6 separate regions of the Homo sapiens genome follow, and all the other regions are linked to region 1. A link is a contact called in ENCODE Hi-C or POLR2A ChIA-PET data. All regions are on one chromosome and are shown on one strand. The core of a region is the stretch at or near the end of the contact, and the rest is flanking DNA. Distances in the headings are between cores, read along the strand shown. Region 1 overlaps BABAM2 (BRISC and BRCA1 A complex member 2). Region 2 overlaps BABAM2 (BRISC and BRCA1 A complex member 2). Region 3 has its middle 42 kb from the start of PLB1. Region 4 has its middle 32 kb from the start of BABAM2-AS2. Region 5 overlaps BABAM2 (BRISC and BRCA1 A complex member 2). Region 6 overlaps FOSL2 (FOS like 2, AP-1 transcription factor subunit).

What was found. A loop is a pair of places that touch in the nucleus more often than their neighbours do. ChIA-PET counts read pairs that join two places held with the same protein, here RNA polymerase II (POLR2A). Pooled maps may share reads with other maps.
Region 2: a map of heart left ventricle shows a loop between it and region 1 (3-fold over the local background). The contact joins two enhancer-like sites. A Hi-C loop is called at or near these places in 2 of 168 maps with a recorded cell type or tissue (heart left ventricle and naive thymus-derived CD4-positive, alpha-beta T cell), 2 of 37 single-sample maps with no recorded cell type and 8 of 50 pooled maps. POLR2A ChIA-PET finds 5 or more read pairs at or near these places in 6 of 52 experiments (BJ, MCF 10A, PC-9 and 3 more).
Region 3: a map of mammary epithelial cell shows a loop between it and region 1 (7-fold over the local background). The contact joins two enhancer-like sites. A Hi-C loop is called at or near these places in 4 of 168 maps with a recorded cell type or tissue (CD4-positive, alpha-beta T cell, MCF 10A, endothelial cell of umbilical vein and 1 more) and 14 of 50 pooled maps. POLR2A ChIA-PET finds 5 or more read pairs at or near these places in 2 of 52 experiments (AG04449 and endothelial cell of umbilical vein).
Region 4: a loop to region 1 is called in a pooled map, with 3 times the contacts of the local background. The contact joins two enhancer-like sites. A Hi-C loop is called at or near these places in 3 of 168 maps with a recorded cell type or tissue (cardiac septum, gastrocnemius medialis and ovary) and 9 of 50 pooled maps. POLR2A ChIA-PET finds 5 or more read pairs at or near these places in 1 of 52 experiments (WTC11).
Region 5: a loop to region 1 is called in a pooled map, with 2.4 times the contacts of the local background. The contact joins two enhancer-like sites. A Hi-C loop is called at or near these places in 3 of 168 maps with a recorded cell type or tissue (cardiac septum, gastrocnemius medialis and ovary) and 6 of 50 pooled maps. POLR2A ChIA-PET finds 5 or more read pairs at or near these places in 1 of 52 experiments (WTC11).
Region 6: a map of endothelial cell of hepatic sinusoid shows a loop between it and region 1 (4-fold over the local background). The contact joins two enhancer-like sites. A Hi-C loop is called at or near these places in 3 of 168 maps with a recorded cell type or tissue (endothelial cell of hepatic sinusoid, heart left ventricle and prostate gland) and 5 of 50 pooled maps. POLR2A ChIA-PET finds 5 or more read pairs at or near these places in 4 of 52 experiments (A549, BJ, activated CD4-positive, alpha-beta T cell and 1 more).

Annotation. Positions count from the first base shown.
Region 1 is chr2:27,953,847-27,956,546 of GRCh38, reverse strand. All of the region lies in intron 3 of BABAM2 (BRISC and BRCA1 A complex member 2), which reads right to left. Among named protein-coding and RNA genes, the nearest start is that of MIR4263, 41 kb to the left of the region's middle. Within about 2 kb of position 1,391, at least 28 of the 41 ENCODE cell types and tissues checked have a DNase peak (open chromatin) inside an H3K27ac peak, as active enhancers do; they include gastrocnemius medialis, mammary epithelial cell and ovary, where a contact is called at or near this core.
Region 2 is chr2:28,250,192-28,252,891 of GRCh38, reverse strand. The region is part of intron 10 of BABAM2 (BRISC and BRCA1 A complex member 2); the gene reads right to left. Among named protein-coding and RNA genes, the nearest start is that of BABAM2-AS2, 59 kb to the left of the region's middle. RefSeq lists an enhancer at 2,592-2,700. Within about 2 kb of position 1,376, at least 3 of the 41 ENCODE cell types and tissues checked have a DNase peak (open chromatin) inside an H3K27ac peak, as active enhancers do.
Region 3 is chr2:28,452,702-28,455,401 of GRCh38, reverse strand. No RefSeq gene overlaps it. Among named protein-coding and RNA genes, the nearest start is that of PLB1, 42 kb to the left of the region's middle. RefSeq lists an enhancer at 2,645-2,700. Within about 2 kb of position 1,346, at least 2 of the 41 ENCODE cell types and tissues checked have a DNase peak (open chromatin) inside an H3K27ac peak, as active enhancers do; they include mammary epithelial cell, where a contact is called at or near this core.
Region 4 is chr2:28,341,209-28,343,908 of GRCh38, reverse strand. No RefSeq gene overlaps it. Among named protein-coding and RNA genes, the nearest start is that of BABAM2-AS2, 32 kb to the right of the region's middle. Within about 2 kb of position 1,253, at least 22 of the 41 ENCODE cell types and tissues checked have a DNase peak (open chromatin) inside an H3K27ac peak, as active enhancers do; they include gastrocnemius medialis and ovary, where a contact is called at or near this core.
Region 5 is chr2:28,324,902-28,327,632 of GRCh38, reverse strand. The region is part of intron 11 of BABAM2 (BRISC and BRCA1 A complex member 2); the gene reads right to left. Among named protein-coding and RNA genes, the nearest start is that of BABAM2-AS2, 16 kb to the right of the region's middle. Within about 2 kb of position 1,457, at least 10 of the 41 ENCODE cell types and tissues checked have a DNase peak (open chromatin) inside an H3K27ac peak, as active enhancers do; they include ovary, where a contact is called at or near this core.
Region 6 is chr2:28,408,140-28,410,839 of GRCh38, reverse strand. FOSL2 (FOS like 2, AP-1 transcription factor subunit) reads right to left here. Exons shown (of 4, transcript NM_005253.4): 3 at 1,974-2,081. Among named protein-coding and RNA genes, the nearest start is that of FOSL2-AS1, 15 kb to the right of the region's middle. RefSeq lists an enhancer at 1,288-1,367. Within about 2 kb of position 1,444, at least 18 of the 41 ENCODE cell types and tissues checked have a DNase peak (open chromatin) inside an H3K27ac peak, as active enhancers do.

The DNA.
Region 1 (2,700 bases), core at 142-2,641:
TTCCTGATTGTCTACTGTGTGGGTCATCGGCAACAGATCTTGGAAATCACAGAGGATTCTTGCTCCTAGAATTTAACAATATATTATTTTAGAGACTAAAGATTTGGTTTGATAGAAATAATCTGGACATCAAATTCTTTCATATCTCAAATCCAAAAATTTCTTCCTTCATGCCATCCTTAGCGCACTATCAGGATTTGGGGTGTTTCTATGATGTTATTGCTTGATACCCATAAATCTGACATAAATTTGGCCTTCAAAAAGTTTACTATTTTTCTATAAAGCAGCACAACTTATCTTTCCTTTCCCTTCATTTATGTTAGGAACCAGAACATAAAAGAAACCAAGAGCTACATTAATAATCTTGTTTAACTCTACAGAAGATATGGTTTTCGTAAAGATGAAAAGAAGACAACTCAGAAGTATAAAAGATCTGTGCCATCATAGATTATTAAGAATACCATTTAAAATAATTCATGCATGAGGTTGTATCCTCTTTATAAACAGGTTCCTCTCTTAGGTGAACTGGGGTAAAGGTAATCACCATTCTACAGGAAAAAAAAAACATGTTGCCAAAATGTGACCTGTGAGTCATAAGAAAGGAGGAAAATTGCTCATTTTTCTAAATCTCACAACATAGGTCACCCATTATGGAATGAGAAATCAGAAACACTAAAACGATACTTTTATTTTAACATTAAATAGTCCAAAAAAAGTGCTTTAACTATCTCTGTTCGTATAGTTTGAAAATCCAGTGCAAATATTCAAGTCATACCCAAGGTAAATAGTCTTACCCAATGCTGATATTAGGAATAGAAAAATCTCAATGTTAAGGGAATAAAACACAGAGAAGAAATTAGGCCATGTTACTGTCCTTGACAATCAAAGCCTAAAACAAAATAAAACTAAAAATTCCCGTGTGACTCTGAAGACAAGCATAACTTCATTTGCAATGGGGAGGAAACTTCCACTAATGCACATATCTGTGTTATGGAAAAACCAGACAAGATTTACAAATGATATAAAAGATCACTCAAGTTTTTGCCCTAGACCAACAAAACGATCAGAGTAATTTCAAATTGCTACCTAGTAACTTTAGAATTTGCCAAAGTTTGAAGTTTTTTGTTCTTTAAAGGAAGAAAGCAGCAATGAGTAACAATAGTGTGCTTCCTGGCCTTAGGAAGAGTGAGACAGGAGCTCTCCAGCTGCACTTCCTAGCAAAGTATGCCAGCTGCCTTCTGCAAACTGAGATCAAATTGCCAAGAACTTACAGGAGAGCAGTTATGATGGATGACCTAAAATACTGATCTGTTGCAAAGAGGATGTAGTGCAAACCACACAGGAACTGACAGGAAATCAGCCCTTGGGCTGGCAACTACAGATTCAAGAAGGCTAGGAATCCTGGACCTTTGACAGCCAAATTTCATCATCTTCCTTTGTAGGAAGAGTTACATTTCTGAGAGAGCAGTCTGAAAAATCTTGTACAAAGCTTTTTGGTGTCTATTACTATTTAATAATACTGCCCCCTGCCTGAACCACTGGTTTCCTCACATGTGTTAAAAGCCCATCGAAGGTCCCAGAGCACTACTTGACCAAAAATCACATGTTTGCTGGCACACACCTTCATTCTCTCAGCCACGAGCCCACTGAATGCCATAAATGATTCACAGGCTGTCATGGTGGTAAGAAGAAAAACTAATATTTGGAGTTCACCAAATAGTGAGTCATATTTCTGGAAGAAAAGAAAGCCTTACAATTGGCAATGCTTTGGCATGAAATTTTAAAAATTGTTTTTAACATTAATATTAATTCGACGAAAGTTGGCAAAAAGAAATTGATTGAGAAACGTGATATTTGGTCGGCTTATGCCACATAAAAGTCCAGTTCATGCTCCAAGAAAAAGGATGAGTAGGATATCTATTACCTATTTCTAGACTTGCCTTCTGTACTCACTGCTGCCAAGTTACTCATTCTCCCACACAACACTTTCCATACTAATTTTGACCCTTAAGAATCAAAAAGAAGTCTTGCCTTCTTTGCTCCCAAATGCCAAAATGGAATCTTTTAGTATTTCACCTTTATAAAGGGAATGTTTGAAAACAGCCCTCTTTGGCTGTGACATCAGTGAGTTGCTGAGGCCTCCAAGGGCCGGAGGAAGCATTCCCAGTCCCTCACAGTGCTGCTGCACTCCTACGGTGCAATCTGGCAATGGCCAGCGACCAAATCTTTAAAGCTGTTTTATGGTATTTAACATATGGTCATAAATTGCTCAGTGCTCTAAAGAGGGGCTAAATTTGCCGCCCCTATTGATGAGACATGTTCTTATTTATTTAAATTTAGTGGCAAGCTGGCATTTCTCCAGATGGAGAGGTTTAGGCATAAGTACAAAGGAAGAACTAACTAGAAATGAGTTGTAACTTTTCTATACACTGAATGCAACCCCACAAACTCAGGCTTCTGTGCCCAAGTTTGTGCACCGCTATCAAACACAGCTTACCAAATAGAAAGACAATAATATGAAAAGACTCTAATTTCTAAGGGCCAAGGAGGGATGAAACAAATTTTATTCAGACTGGATACGAATTTTGTTTTTAATCTCCTTCTCTTTCTCCTCAGGCTAGCTCTATTCCCACCCATCTCTCTTACCTGTCTCTTTATTCCCCTCACAAATTAGATGTATCTGGTCTTCATCTGAAATCC
Region 2 (2,700 bases), core at 127-2,626, 300 kb before region 1:
ATGTCAAAAATCACTGAGAAGTCAAAATTGCTAATTTTTCAAGACCTTTCTTTGATCAGAAACACTTGCTTTGGCAATTACTTAATCCAATAATTACAACTGAAAAGATTCATACAACATATATAAGAGGGTACAGGGGAAAAATTCATTGCATGATTGTGCAAGTGATTTACAACCTTCTTCCTTAAAAGAAATCCTTTAAGGTCACTAAAAAGGGGTCATGTAATTCTAAGGTATTATAATGAAGACAATATTCCCAGTGAAGATTAATCCAGTAAGTTCTCAAACTAGTGTCAGAAATTACAAAACAGGCTTTCTGGAAGTAAACTCTAAAGATGAAACAGAAGTTTCAATTTGAGTCAAAATAGTGACAGTGGTTGCTGAAGGACTGGAGCTCTCTGAACTGTAAACCGGGCGAAGGGTGTGCTTGTGTGTATAATCAAAAGATGAAAACCACTTTGCCTAGTAGAGCTAACCACTTTCAAGGAAGTCTCAGTATAAAAATTAACCAAAATGTAAAAGTATCTAAAGGACTCAGTAGTTCCCATAATTAAAGCAAAAAGGCATTTAGTAAATTTTCTTTTATCTTTTTCCATATTCTTTTATCATTCGGAACAATATTAGAGAACTGACTGGTTTGATATTTTGTTGATAATTAATTTTCATTCCTGTTGCTTTGATAGTTTTTTTGCTTTTTTTTTTTTTGAGATGGAGTTTCACTCCTCTTGCCCAGGGTGGAGTGCAACGGCACGTTCTCGGCTCACTGCAACCTCCACCTCCCAGGTTCAAGCGATTCTCCTATCTCAGCCTCTCCCAAGAAGCTGAGATTACAGGTGCCACCACACTTGGCTAATTTTTGTATTTTTAGTAGAGACAGGGTTTCACCATGTTTCGGCTGATCTCGAACTCCTGACCTCAGGTGATCTACCCACCTTGGCCTCCCCAAGTGCTGGGATTACGGGCATGAGCCACTGCACCTAGCCTGATAGTTATTAATACTAGAAATGATAAAATTAAACTAAGAATCTTTATGTCTGATATGAGGTAAACATGGTAATTCTAAAATAATATTACACTTTCTATAGATTTGGCTTGAAACAAATTCTAACACATAGCATTGTGGTTCTTAATTTTAATTATTTTACTGATTCCGATTTGCTTTTCAAGTATATTCCTTTATATAAAGATGTGAACTGTATCCAAAAAAGTAAGCAGGTTTTGAGCAACATCACAGTTTTGGTTTTACCGATTTATGTAGTAGCCATCTTGTTTGTTGAGTGCTAAATATTCTACGACGAAACACTGTTTCTATAGCGGGCAGATGAAAGTCTACCTCGCTTAGCTCAGGAACTGAGTGGCTGCTACTACGACAGCTTTGTGTTTTAGTGGTGAGGTGACAGTGCGACATCAATGCAAATAATTTCCTTGGTTATACCAGGAATTGGAGAGCCTGACAAAATCAGAGCTCGGCAGAAGCATTTGTAGCAATAAACAGAAGCTTCTGATTTTTACTTAAAATTTCAAAAGCTGTCCTGATTTCTAATTTATTGGCCTTGATTACAGGCCTATAAGGAAAGAATTATTTAAATGACTACCAGAATTAGTCTGAAGTTGTTGATTTCCTCTGGCTTAAAAAAAAAAAGTCTTACCAGAAACTGTGTTCTCTGAAAAACAAAATAATTGCTTTCCTTTTACTTAATGTCAACTGAAAACCAATGAATGAACAAATGAACAAACAGATAGTTAAAGACAAATACAGAAAGAATAATACTAAGACATCTGTGTGAACATTAGTCATTTAAAATAAAGAAAAACATCAGAGTAAGAACCTTATCATTCATTAGACTGAATAAACACTGCCACCCCAGCCCCAATCCTACAGCTCTGAAATGGAGGAACACAGCAATCAAAGTCTTGCAAAGATACACTGGAAATAATGTGCAGGGCAAAATCCAAAGATAACTTTTTTTCTCTTTTAAAAACATAAGACTGTGGCTGGGCGTGGTGGCTCACGCCTGTAATCCTAGCACTTTGGGAAGCCATGGCGGGTAGATCACGAGGTCAGGAGATCAAGACCATCCTGGCTAACACGGCAAAACCCTGTCTCTACTAAAAACACAAAAAATTAGCCGGGAGTGGTGGCACATGCCTGTAATCCTAGCTACTCAGGAGGCTGAGGCAGGAGAATTGCTTGAACCTGGGAGGCGGAGGTTGCTGTGAGCTGAGATCGTGCCACTGCACTCCAGCCTGGGCGACAGAGCGAGACCCCGTCTCAAAAACAAAACAAACAAACAAACAAAAAAAAAAGAAAAAAATATATATGATTGTTTATAGTAATGACAGAAAAAGCTATATTGTTGTGTTTATATTATAACATATATACATGTAATATATATGACAATTAATAGAACAAATAAGCGGGAGGACAAGGAGCAATGTTGCTATATTTTACCAGAATGAAGGTATTATTAATCTTAAGGCAATTATGTTAAAGATGCATATTGTAATCTCTAGAATAAACCGCTAAGAAAGTAATTCAATATTAGATAGCTAAAAAAAAAAAAAAAAAAAAAGTTCAACAAATGCCCTTCCCCTTACTCACTGTGCTCCAGCCACGCCTGCTTCAGCAGAGCTCTTTGCTGCCTCAGGGCTCAGGGCTTTTGCACAGGGACTGCCTTCCCTGGAATTGCCTTCCTTGGC
Region 3 (2,700 bases), core at 97-2,596, 500 kb before region 1:
AGCTTTCAGTGGGACGGATGAGGAGCCAGAAGGGGGGTATGGAGTAGGAAGGTGATCTTCCCCTGGAGTCAGGAGCCCAGCAGCCGGACTCCTCTCTGACCGTCCCCAGTCAAACTCCTCTCCATGTTCAGATGTTCCTCCTCCTCTCTCTTTCTCTACTGCATCGTTCCACTGTCCGTCTGCTGGTCTGCTGGCTTGCTCGTCTGTTTCTGAAGCCTGGGGTTCAGGGTTTATATGGGTGCAGGATAGGGGGTGTGGCAGGCCAAAAGGCAACTTTTTCCGCTCAAAAACAGGAATGCCTGTCCTCATTTAGGGCCGTGGGTCTTCAGGCTTGAGGGTGGGGCCTTTGCCAGGAGCCACCCTCTTCTACCCAGTATTTCCCTGTCTCCTGTCCGTATCACCAGGCCATCTGGATGAGTACTTATGGAGAGAGTTCCTAGCAGCTTAGGATGTTGCTTCACCTTGCAGACTTGAGTTTGCAGATGCCAGAGAGAGGTTGGAATGTGTGCTAAGTAGATTGGGGTATGTGAAAGTCTCTCCCCTAGAAGGTCAGCCGTAAGGAGGCAGGGATCTTGTGTTTTATTGATTTTTATGGCCCAAGAGTCTAGAACAGTGCCTGGCACCAAGGAGGCTCAACGAATAGTTATGAAATGAGCACAGGAGGAATGCTGGACACGTCATTGACAGTCAGAACATGAACTTCCATTCTTGGGTGAGTGTCGTGTGGTATGGAAACAGCAATAATAATGCCTTCCATTAGTGGAGCCCTCTGTAAGGTGTTTACACACACATCATCTCATTTGATCCTCATGACAACCCCATGAGATAAGTACCATTAAGTGTTATTATCCCCAATTTACAGATGAGATAACTGCGGCTCAAAGAGTTCAACCTGCCTGAGGCCACATAGCTGGTAAATGGCAGAGCCTGATCTTGAACCCAGGATTTTCTCGCCCTAGACCCAATGCTCTTATCTGCCTGTGTGTTGCTGGTCATGCAAAGCTCTGAGTGTGAGCAGCAGCTGGAAGCCTCACATGAGAGCCAAGGCCCTGAGGAGAGCCACCGTGGAGCAGACAGAAGAGCTACCTGTGACTGAGCCCAGGCCTGCTGTGCACACGGAGGCTGCCAGAGCTCTCAGCAGCAGGGGCTGGGTGAGAAGCAGGAGAGGCGGGTGAGCTGGGCCAGGCCCCTCTCAGCTCCAACAGTGGCCAAGTGCCCCTCTCGGGGAGCTCCTGAAGAGACCGCAGGGCCTCACGTAGGCACCGCCACCCTCAGGCCCAGACATGCATGGCTCCAAGCGGGCCCTTCACAGGGCACAGATGATGCCAAGGATGTGGGCAAACTGGTTTGAGGAACACAAAAACCAACTCAGAGTTTTCTCCCTTTCCTCAACAAGGCACCAGACCTGGCTTGTCACACCCCATGCCAAAGAGAAGTCTTCAAAGTGGTGTTTGCTTAGCCCCCACATCCTCCTGACTTTGCCAAAGTCCCTTATGTCTCCCTGAATCATACCTATGCACACGCACATGCACGCGCGCGCACACACATACACACACACACACACGGTGCCCAGGCCACCCCAGGCTCCTTTCCCTGGGAGCCCTCGAGCTGAGCCCTGGCCCACCTCTGTCCACAGCAATCCTTCGCACTCATCCTGCAGGCTCTTCTCTCTGCTGTCTGTTCCAAAGGCGCCTTCCCTCTTCTATACTCCAGAGCCTGCCCCAGGCCCTCCGCCCTGGTTCTGGCCATGGGGGCTTTCCACTAGATTTATCTGTACAGGTGACCGCTCCCCGTGTAGCCGCCAGCTCCCTGAGGGTGGGGCTCAGGTCCCTGTGCTGGGACCCACCTGGTCTAGGGGTCACAACCGCTGGCCACCCTGCATCAGGCCCTGTCAGGGAGCCCTGGGAGTCAGTAGTTTAGCAAACCTGTCTGGGGCCTTCCCCCTAGAAGCCACGGGGGCAGTCATGAAGAAATGGAGGGTGAAGGTGGGTGAGGCCAGGACAGGTGGCGGTCCACACACTTGCTGTGTTAGTCATCAAGGGCACCCAGCAGGGCAGAGGTCATCCCTAAAGCTGTGGCGAAGGGGATGGGTGGGGAGAAGGAGACAACGCATGCCAGGGAAAAGGCATCATGTCAAAACATCTTGCTGGAAAGGCAGTTTTCCTTCCAAACTCCCCAACAAGACCCGAAACGGTAAGTGGAAGGATGTCTTGATTAATCTCAGGCTGACGTTTTGCATTTGCTCTTGCAGCCAACACACACCGAGCCATCAAATCACCCTCCTGCTCCGTGCCAGACTCCGAACATGGAGTCCTCATTCCTGCCTCAGCAGCACTGGACAGAGCTTCTCTGTCCTCCCCCCTGGAAACGAGCCCCCAGCACAGGACCAAACAGATCATTGCTTCTACCTAGTGGAGCTAATAGCTGTTCATTGACCACATAGTCACTGGTCCCCTACTCTCCCAGCCCCTTGCTAAGCACGTCACATGCATTATCTCATTTACAAATGGGGTGGTTCCCAGAGATGGTTCTGGGGACCACAGTGGAGTGGGGAGGGGGCACTTCTGACCTGAGTGGAGTGAAAAGACAGCTGGCCCAGTCTCTTTTTGCGTCTGCTGCCCAGCATCATTGTCAACAGAGTCCACCTCATGCTTAGGAATGGCCCGGTTTGGAAGGTCAATTCTAGGTTCAGAGATTGGC
Region 4 (2,700 bases), core at 4-2,503, 390 kb before region 1:
ACCCTGCTGTCTTTGGTAATACCTCGGTAATTTTCCTTAATAATTGTAACAACTGTTTCACCTTGTTTTCCTCAAATATTAGGCTGTTATTTCAACCAAGTGTGTTTTGGACTTTAACCAGAGACTATGGCACAAATTCTGAAGTCAGGTTTATTTATTTTTTATTTTTTAATTTTTTCCAGCTGTGGGCTGGCTCTGGCTCAGCCATCTGAAAATAAGTTATTTATATATATGTGTGTAGCCATATAGATATACTCATCCACATATACGAAGACCACTTCCAAGTCTTTTTTAGTTTGTTGCATGTGACCCCACAGAATTCCTTGGACCCAGCTGACCAGGGTTTGACACCCACTTCGTGTGATCTGGCCAGACCCAGCTACTCCAAGCCCCTCTCCTCACAGGGAAAATGGCAAAAAGCAGTGTGTAAATGTCTTATCAGGGCTCTGTATACATTAGATGCTCAATAAAGCTCTCATTTGGGGAAGCTGGATAACAGAAGTGGAAAGAAACAGAGGGACCTGGTTCACTTCCTTGTGAAATAAAAAAAGAGGAAGGGAGGGAAGCAAAGAAAGGAGAGGGGAAGGGGGAGAAGGTAGGATGGTGATGAGTGAATTATGCCAGCTTCCTGTCCTTGGGTAAGTTATTTATTTAACACCTTTGAGGTTCCATGTTTTTATCTATAAAATGAAGACAATAACCCCTACTTCATTTAGTTGTTTCGAGGATTACACAAGGCGATGGGTGCACCCCACACCCGATTTCTAGTTAGTGTTTGTACTGGACCTGCACGTAAGCACCGTAGATGCATAAAAAAAGGCAAAGGTTGTATTTTAATTTTTTCGAGCACCAATGAATTAGCTATGATGCCATTAATAGAATGAGATGTCCTATTACCATTAGATGATGTTCTTAACATTCACATTAGGAACTGTGGGACAGGCTGGTCCCCATGAACTGGGGCAGGCTCTGGGATAGTTGTATTTATAGGCCTGAGCAAGAGGCAAACCAAATGCAGTCGTCCCTCCGGCAAGTCAGCCGCAACTCCAAGAGCGTGGAGCTGTCAGGAACTGAAACCCAGTCAGAGGCAAAAGTGAACCACGCTGCTCTGATTTCCTTGCCTGTGGGAAAGCAGGGGCCGGGGCGAATAAACAGGTCAGTGGGTTGTTTCTTCTCCAGCACTGCTCAGAGCCTGAAGTCCTGCCGAGAGCTTAAGCAAGACCAGCGTGGGGGGTGGGGAACCCCCACAAATACATCGCATCTCTTATCCGTTAAAATTCAAGATGACTCATCATTTTGTCTTCCTGGTAATCCAGACAGGGTCACTTTTCCAAAGGCCAAATTCATTGGCAGGACTTTTTAACAGGGACATTCTGACTTTTTAGAAAAAGGCCAAAGTCAACATCAGAAAATCTTTTTTCTGGTCTGCGGTAATAATAGCCACTGTTTGTCAAATGTTACTGTGTGCCAAGCACTGCACATGGTGCTCTAGGTACTTTTCTTATTTAATTCTCACAACCCCGGGAGGCAGATATTTATTCCCATTTTATAGATGAGGATAACAAAACTCAGATTAAGTAAAGACAGACATTGGGGCCAGCTCACTCCAGCAGAGGCTCCCACGATGACCCTCCCTGCTCCTCCCAACTCTGCGTCCAGTGACCTCACATTGGTGGCCTGCAGTCCATCATGGGGGGAGTATTTACACCATAGAAATTGGCAAATTGTACAAACCAAGGTCCTTCTCTTTTTTTTCCTCTCTCATCCTCAACTTCATATTCTTTCTAGTTCATGTCTCCACAAGAAAATGAGCTTTAATAGAGCATCATTTGAGGCTGGGCGTGGTGGCTCCTGCCTGTAATCTCAGCACTTTGGGAGGCCGAGGTGGGCGGATCACCTGAGGTCAGGAGTTCAAGACCAGCCCAGCCAACATGGTGAAACCTCGTCTCTACTAAAAATACAAAAATTAGCCGGGCGTGGTGGATTACAGCCGTGTGCCTGTAATCCCAGCTACTCGGGAGGCTGAGGCAGGAGAATCCCTTGAACCTGGGAGACGGAGGTCGCAGTGAGCCGAGATGGTGCCACTGCACTCCAGCCTAGGCGACAGAGCCAGAGTCCCTCTCAATAAAACAAAACAAAAAAAAAGGGTCATTTGGCTGTAGGCGATGGGTCCTCAGGAAGCCGGGCTGCTGGAAGAAGCTGAGCATTGGCTAACCAGGGTCCCTTGCCCCTCCTTCTCGGGGCCTCACAGATGCTTGATCATATCCAAGTATTGCTGGTAAACACGTGTGAGTCCTTTTCCTCATCAGTGCTAAGCAAGAGAGATTCAACTGAAATTACAAGGGCTGAGTAAGCCGGAGACAGGATTTACTAAGTATTAATAATATGCTGTCACATATGGTTCTTTTCATCTTCAAAGCATTTTATAGCCATTTACTAATTAGTCTTGGGCTGCCCTCTGTGTGCAGGTACGATGCTCGATGACAGGCTGAACCGGCAGGAAGTATTTACAAATATACAGGTGACCTTCACTCGTTTACAGGCGCCACCGGCTTCTGTTGCTGTTGCGGGGTAAAGATAAAATCACGCAAACCCTGGTGTTTGAGTCCCTGGTTCTGGAAACATACAGTGGTGACTGTCACCTTGTGCTGAATCCCCTCTAAGAAAACCAGCCCAAATCCTCCCCTGTGGCAAGGAAGC
Region 5 (2,731 bases), core at 208-2,707, 370 kb before region 1:
AATTTATACAGCTCGGCCTCCTCGCCTGTGAGAAGGCTGACTGTGGTCTCAGTATGTGTTGAATTAAATCAAATGCCGTTTTAGGAGGACTTCAACAACAACTGACTGAGATCCATTTCTAGACATCAAAGTATTGGGATGAATTCTGGTTCCTGCTAAATCACAGGGTATTTTTAAATACTTACCAAAGTGATCAAAATTACTGAGCAGTTCTCTCTCCCTCTGAGGCCCTCCAAGGAGGCCCTCTGGAGCTTGGCCAGTTCCTCTGGGGCTGGAGCAGCTTGCAGCCAGTTTTTGCAACTGCAAAGGCCAGGACTTGCTCCCACGGGCTGCAGGCATCTCTGCTCCCTTGGCATCCCCTGGTGCAGCAGATGAGAAGGAGGAGGAGAAGGGAGGGCCAGCTGGCTAAATGGAGGGAGGGACAGGGTAGTCCTAATGGGCTCCTGAGCCTCCACCGGCCATGGGACCAGCTTCTTTCTCTGGCGTTCATCACAGATGTATGCACGCATCTACACATACCAACCATTCTCTCACACCCTGGAAGAAGCTCCCTGAGGGCAAAGCCCATGGGTCGTATTCATCCATCTTTGCATCCCCAGCCTGGAGCATAGTGTCCAACACTCACCAGCTCAATAAATATTTCTCAAATGCAAGCATTTGGCTTACTTAAGATATACTTTAGAATGATAGAATGTTGTAATTAATAGAAGGAAAAAGGAAACTGCCGAGGTCAAACATTACAAGGAAGGGGAAGGGGAGACTAAGGGCGGGAGGTTAGGATGGTTCCTGTGACACTGCGTATCCTAATGGCACGTTAGCATAGGTCATCCCTGTAAGTGCCTAGAGGGCAGAATTTGGGGATGGTTCACCCTTAGTGCCCTTGGTGCTCACCCTGTCAGAAGCTCCCAGAAGATGAATGTCAATTTGGTGCTAAATGAATGCCTGCCTGCCCAGGGGGTTGACCTGAGGCCCCAGAGCTAGTAGGCGGAGCGTGAGCCAGTCCTCTCCATCCCCCTCCCTCTCAGACTGCCGTGCCCATCATAACCTGCTTGATGAGAGGCAGGAATGGCTGTGTGGCACTGAGAGAGGCTGGGAAGATGGGTGCACCTGGCTGGGCTGGGGCTGGGAACGAGGCCAGGTGGTGGGTGTGGGGGGCTAAGGAATGTGCTGCTGCCTGGGGCCTGGGAACCCAGAGAAGAGCCCCAGCCCTGGGTTTATCTTGTCTCCCCATCTGCACCTGCCTGGTGTGCCCAGATGGTGAGTCCTCTGCTCACTCTGCCCAGGGCTGCAAGAGCAGGCGCTCAGCACAGACCATGATGTGCTGATGGCCACGTGGCTGCCTGGGGTGGGGTGCAGGGAGCTCACCACAGTCCCGGCCAGGAGGAGGGCTACTCACGCAGCTCACCTGCTGGGAAAAGTGGGCCGCCTGTCGGATGGTGGTGAGTCACCACCAAGCTCACAGATTACCCTCCACTTTTTAGTCATCGAAAGGGGAAAAACCAAAGGGTGACCCTGAAAGAGGAAGTGCCCAGGGACCCAGCAGAGCTGAACCTGGAATGTGGGTCCAGGCCCCAAGTCACACCCCAGCTGGAACAGTGCTCCGAGGTTTGTGCGCAGCATGGTCAGGCATCAGCCTCCACAGCAAAGTGCAGGACTCCCAAAGGAGGGCCTCAGGAACACTTAGGAGATCAACTCCTTGAGGCCTCTAACCTTCCCCTCCCCTGAGTCTCTCTAGGGCTTTGAAGTGTTATTTGCCTGGTTGTAAGTTCACTTTCTTCCACCAGATCTCAGCATCCAGAGGCCAGAGCTCATGGCTTCCACAGGTGCTCAGGCCCCTGCATGCTGGCTTTTGGACACAGCTTTTGGTCACCCAACACTCTGGGACATTCACCCCCCTGGCTGGGTGTTTGAGGATGTGGGGGAGGGGCAGCAAGATGGCCATGGTCCCTCCTCTCTTCACCCTTATCCCCCTGACAGCTGAAATCACACCGCAGACACCTGGCTCTCTGGGCTTTCAGACAGAAAAGCAGCAATTCCCAAAGAAGAAACTACTCAATGGGAGAGGGTGTCCAAGCTCCACTCTCCCTGCTGGGGTACAGTGGCCTTCTGGAGACAATGGCCTTTGGTAACAAGAGTAATTCTCACAACAGGAACTTCAGGTGGGCTCTGCTGGGGTAGGGTGTGGGGAAGTTCCATGCAGGCTGGCAGATGACAGAACGTCTGGCAGGAGGGGGCCTTACAAGTCTTCTGTAATCATGCAGTAGAGAGGCTGGGGGCAAGCACAGGAGGAGGAGATGCATCTGCTCTGCTGGGCTGCAGGGATCACTCCACACTGCACCAGCTCGGGCCCTGCACATGCTGACAGCAGGTAGCCCTGCGGCCCCAGGCTTCCGTTACAGAAAGGGAGGGAGGGAAGGAAAGGAAGGGCATATATGCAACGTGGATGAATGATATCCACACATGGTGTAAAGAAGGCTTGTTCAAACAGTGGATCACAAAATCCATTTAGTGGGTTCTGAGCAGCATTAAAATAAAGTGAAATAAAATCAGAGTGCACTGTATGTGGCACTTTTGTTTTAGTTATATATACTGGATTCAAATGTAAAATATCTTGTAGATTGTGGTTAAAAAAAAAAGTCTGGAAGCCATGAGTATAAGGAAAGGGAGGTGCCTACTACATGCCAGATATCATGCTACTTATTTTCATGTGTATTATTTTATATTTACTCCT
Region 6 (2,700 bases), core at 195-2,694, 450 kb before region 1:
TTCAGGACTCCCAGAACCCTCAGAGAACATTTGGTTCAGCCACCACGCTTGACACAGAAGTAACGTGACAGCCCGAGAGGGCCTGTGAGGATGCCAGGGTCACCCCGCAAGGACCTCAGCCCCCTTCTTTCATCCCCAGCCAGAGAAGCAGAAGCGAGCAAGTGCACGTGGAGGGGCCGCTGTGGGAGGGGAAGAGGTGTGTGTCACCAGCCTCCTCCCCACGTTTTCCCTAACATGGATTCCTGTTCATCAGTGAGGACATACGGGCAAGGGCTTCGTTCAGCAGAGGACAGCATATTCCGGAGTGAAAAACAGTTTCCGTCTGTCTCAAGGGTCTGACGAACGTCATGAGCTTCTGAGAGGCTTCCTGTGGAGGATGTGGCTCAGGGGCCTGGGTGGCTGGGTCAGAGGGCGGGGGAGGTGGGGGAGGCAGGGGAGTAGGGTGTGAGGCCTCTGGGAGGAGGGAAGGAAAGTAGAGGAGCCTCAGGGGGCAGGGCTATTCCGGGGCGGGTGGTGAGGAGCGCCACATGGGGCACAGCTCCTTGAAGTGCCAATCACAGAAAGGTTAGTGGTGGGAGGGCCCGCTGAGGAAGTGGATTGTGGATCTGCCTCACCTGGGAATGAAGAATTCCCACTCATCCTCCCCGGCTCTAACACCTCCGAGGGCCATTACTACAGGCATCACAGAATTCACGCAATTCAATTCATTCAACACCCCAGAGTGAGGGCTGCAGGACAGAGAAAGACAAGCCTAAGTGGGTGGATGGTACCTGGAAACATTAACTCAAGTGAGGGGATGGGCCAGGCGTGGTGGCTCACGCCTGTAATCCCAGCACTCTGAGAGGCCAAGGCAGGCAGATCACCCGAGGTCAGGAGTTCGAGACCAGCCTAGCCAACATGGTGAAACCCTGTCTCTATTAAAAATACAAAAATTAGCCGGGCATGGTGGCAGGCACCTGTAATCCCCGCTAGTTGGGAGGCTGAGGCAGGAGAATGGCTTGAACCCAAGAGGCAGAGGTTGCAGTGAGCTGAGATCGTCCCACTGCACTCCAGCCTGGGCGACAAGAGCGAAACTCCATCTCAAAAAAATTATAATAACAAAAAAAGTGTGAGGGGATGTTTTCCAAAGCCCCATCCTGGGCAGTCACTGTGAGGACCACTGACAGAGTCTCTCTCATCTCCTCACTCTGAAAGCATTCCACTGGGGAGAGTCAACCCTGGCTCGGGGCTTCCTCCACACAGCACACGGCCCTTCCTGCAGGGCCAGGCTCTGAAGGGAGTTACGTGACGTTGGTCAGGTCAAGCTTAACAGAGGGAAGGGCAGGGCTGCGGGTCCCCAGGTCTGGGCAATTAGGCGGCACGGGAGAGTGACTCACAAGAGCAGCACGCGGTACCATGGCCACAGCTCTGAGTTCATGATAGAGGTGGGGAACCCGCCTGCCCATAAAGGAAATGAGAAAACCCCAAGAAAATACAACCCTGCTGCCACGTGACCTATCTCCATCAAGACTTCTCCCTGGCCCAACCCAGAGTGCTTAGGCCAGGCTGGGCCACTCCTGATGGCGGCAGGCATGGGAGTGGCTGGAACCTCGGGAAGCAGCCCTGGATGGGGCAGGTCTGGACCTGCCCTGGCTCCCACCCTCCATCATCCCTCACCCAGGAGCCCCCACAGTTCTGTGAGCAGAGAACACTCAGGTGCTGCGTAAAAACCGTGGCTAGCACCCCCACAGAAGGTTGTTCATTTCTTCCCTCTGGGCCCTGGCTGGTGCTAAACGCCACCTCCCTCTCTCTCTCTCTTTTCAATCAACACAATGCTGACCCATGTGTCCAAAGGAAGGAAAGCTCTATCTCCACTGACTCATCTGTAGGGCATTTGTGGGTAAGGAGACAGCTGTGGGAGAGAGGATCAGGACCCCCGGGGCTCTCACTCCAGCCCACCCAGAGGTGCTCCCACCCTACGCAGAGTTCCTCACCGCCTGCAGCTTCTCTGTCAGCTCCCGGCGTCGGTTCCGGCACTTGGCTGCAGCCAGCTTGTTCCTCTCCCGCCGGATGCGACGCTTCTCCTCCTCTTCAGGAGACAGCTAGAGGCCAAAGCCAAGGATCATGGTTAGAACAGAGACAATGGTTCACAGTATTTTTTAAAAACTGTATTTTAAGTAAGGCAAGAAGCCCTTCTGGAAATGGAGAAAGGAGAAGGAAGGGCAAGAGGAGCATGGCTGGACTCAGAGGCCCCAGAACATGTGGATCCCTGATGTCTGGCTGCCTGGGAGGGCTCTTTTGAGCTGAATCTGCCCCGGAAGGTGATGTCCAAGTTTAAAGTCCATGTTTAAACAGGACAGCAATGGGTCAGAGATTCACTGGCCCAGGCATGATGGCAGCACCTATCACATCAGCCCTGATTCAGTGCTCAGGCCAGAGAGAAGGAGCTGGGGATGCTTCTCCAAGAGTCCCCTCCTGCCAGCCAGGCGTGGCCCCACCCACTTAAGCAGCTTCTTCCAAACCCTGGCTAATTTCTCCTCCCATCACTCTGCCTGCTCTGCAAGCCTCATTATCCCCATTTTGTTAAGTAGCTGGGCCTGGAGTCCCCACACAGGTTAAGAACCACCCAGGGGGGAATGTTATGTTGCTGATGGGAGGGCCAAGAGTGCCACTCCACTCCCGATTTCCTCTGCCAATCCCAGGGTGCCAGCTGCTCACGGT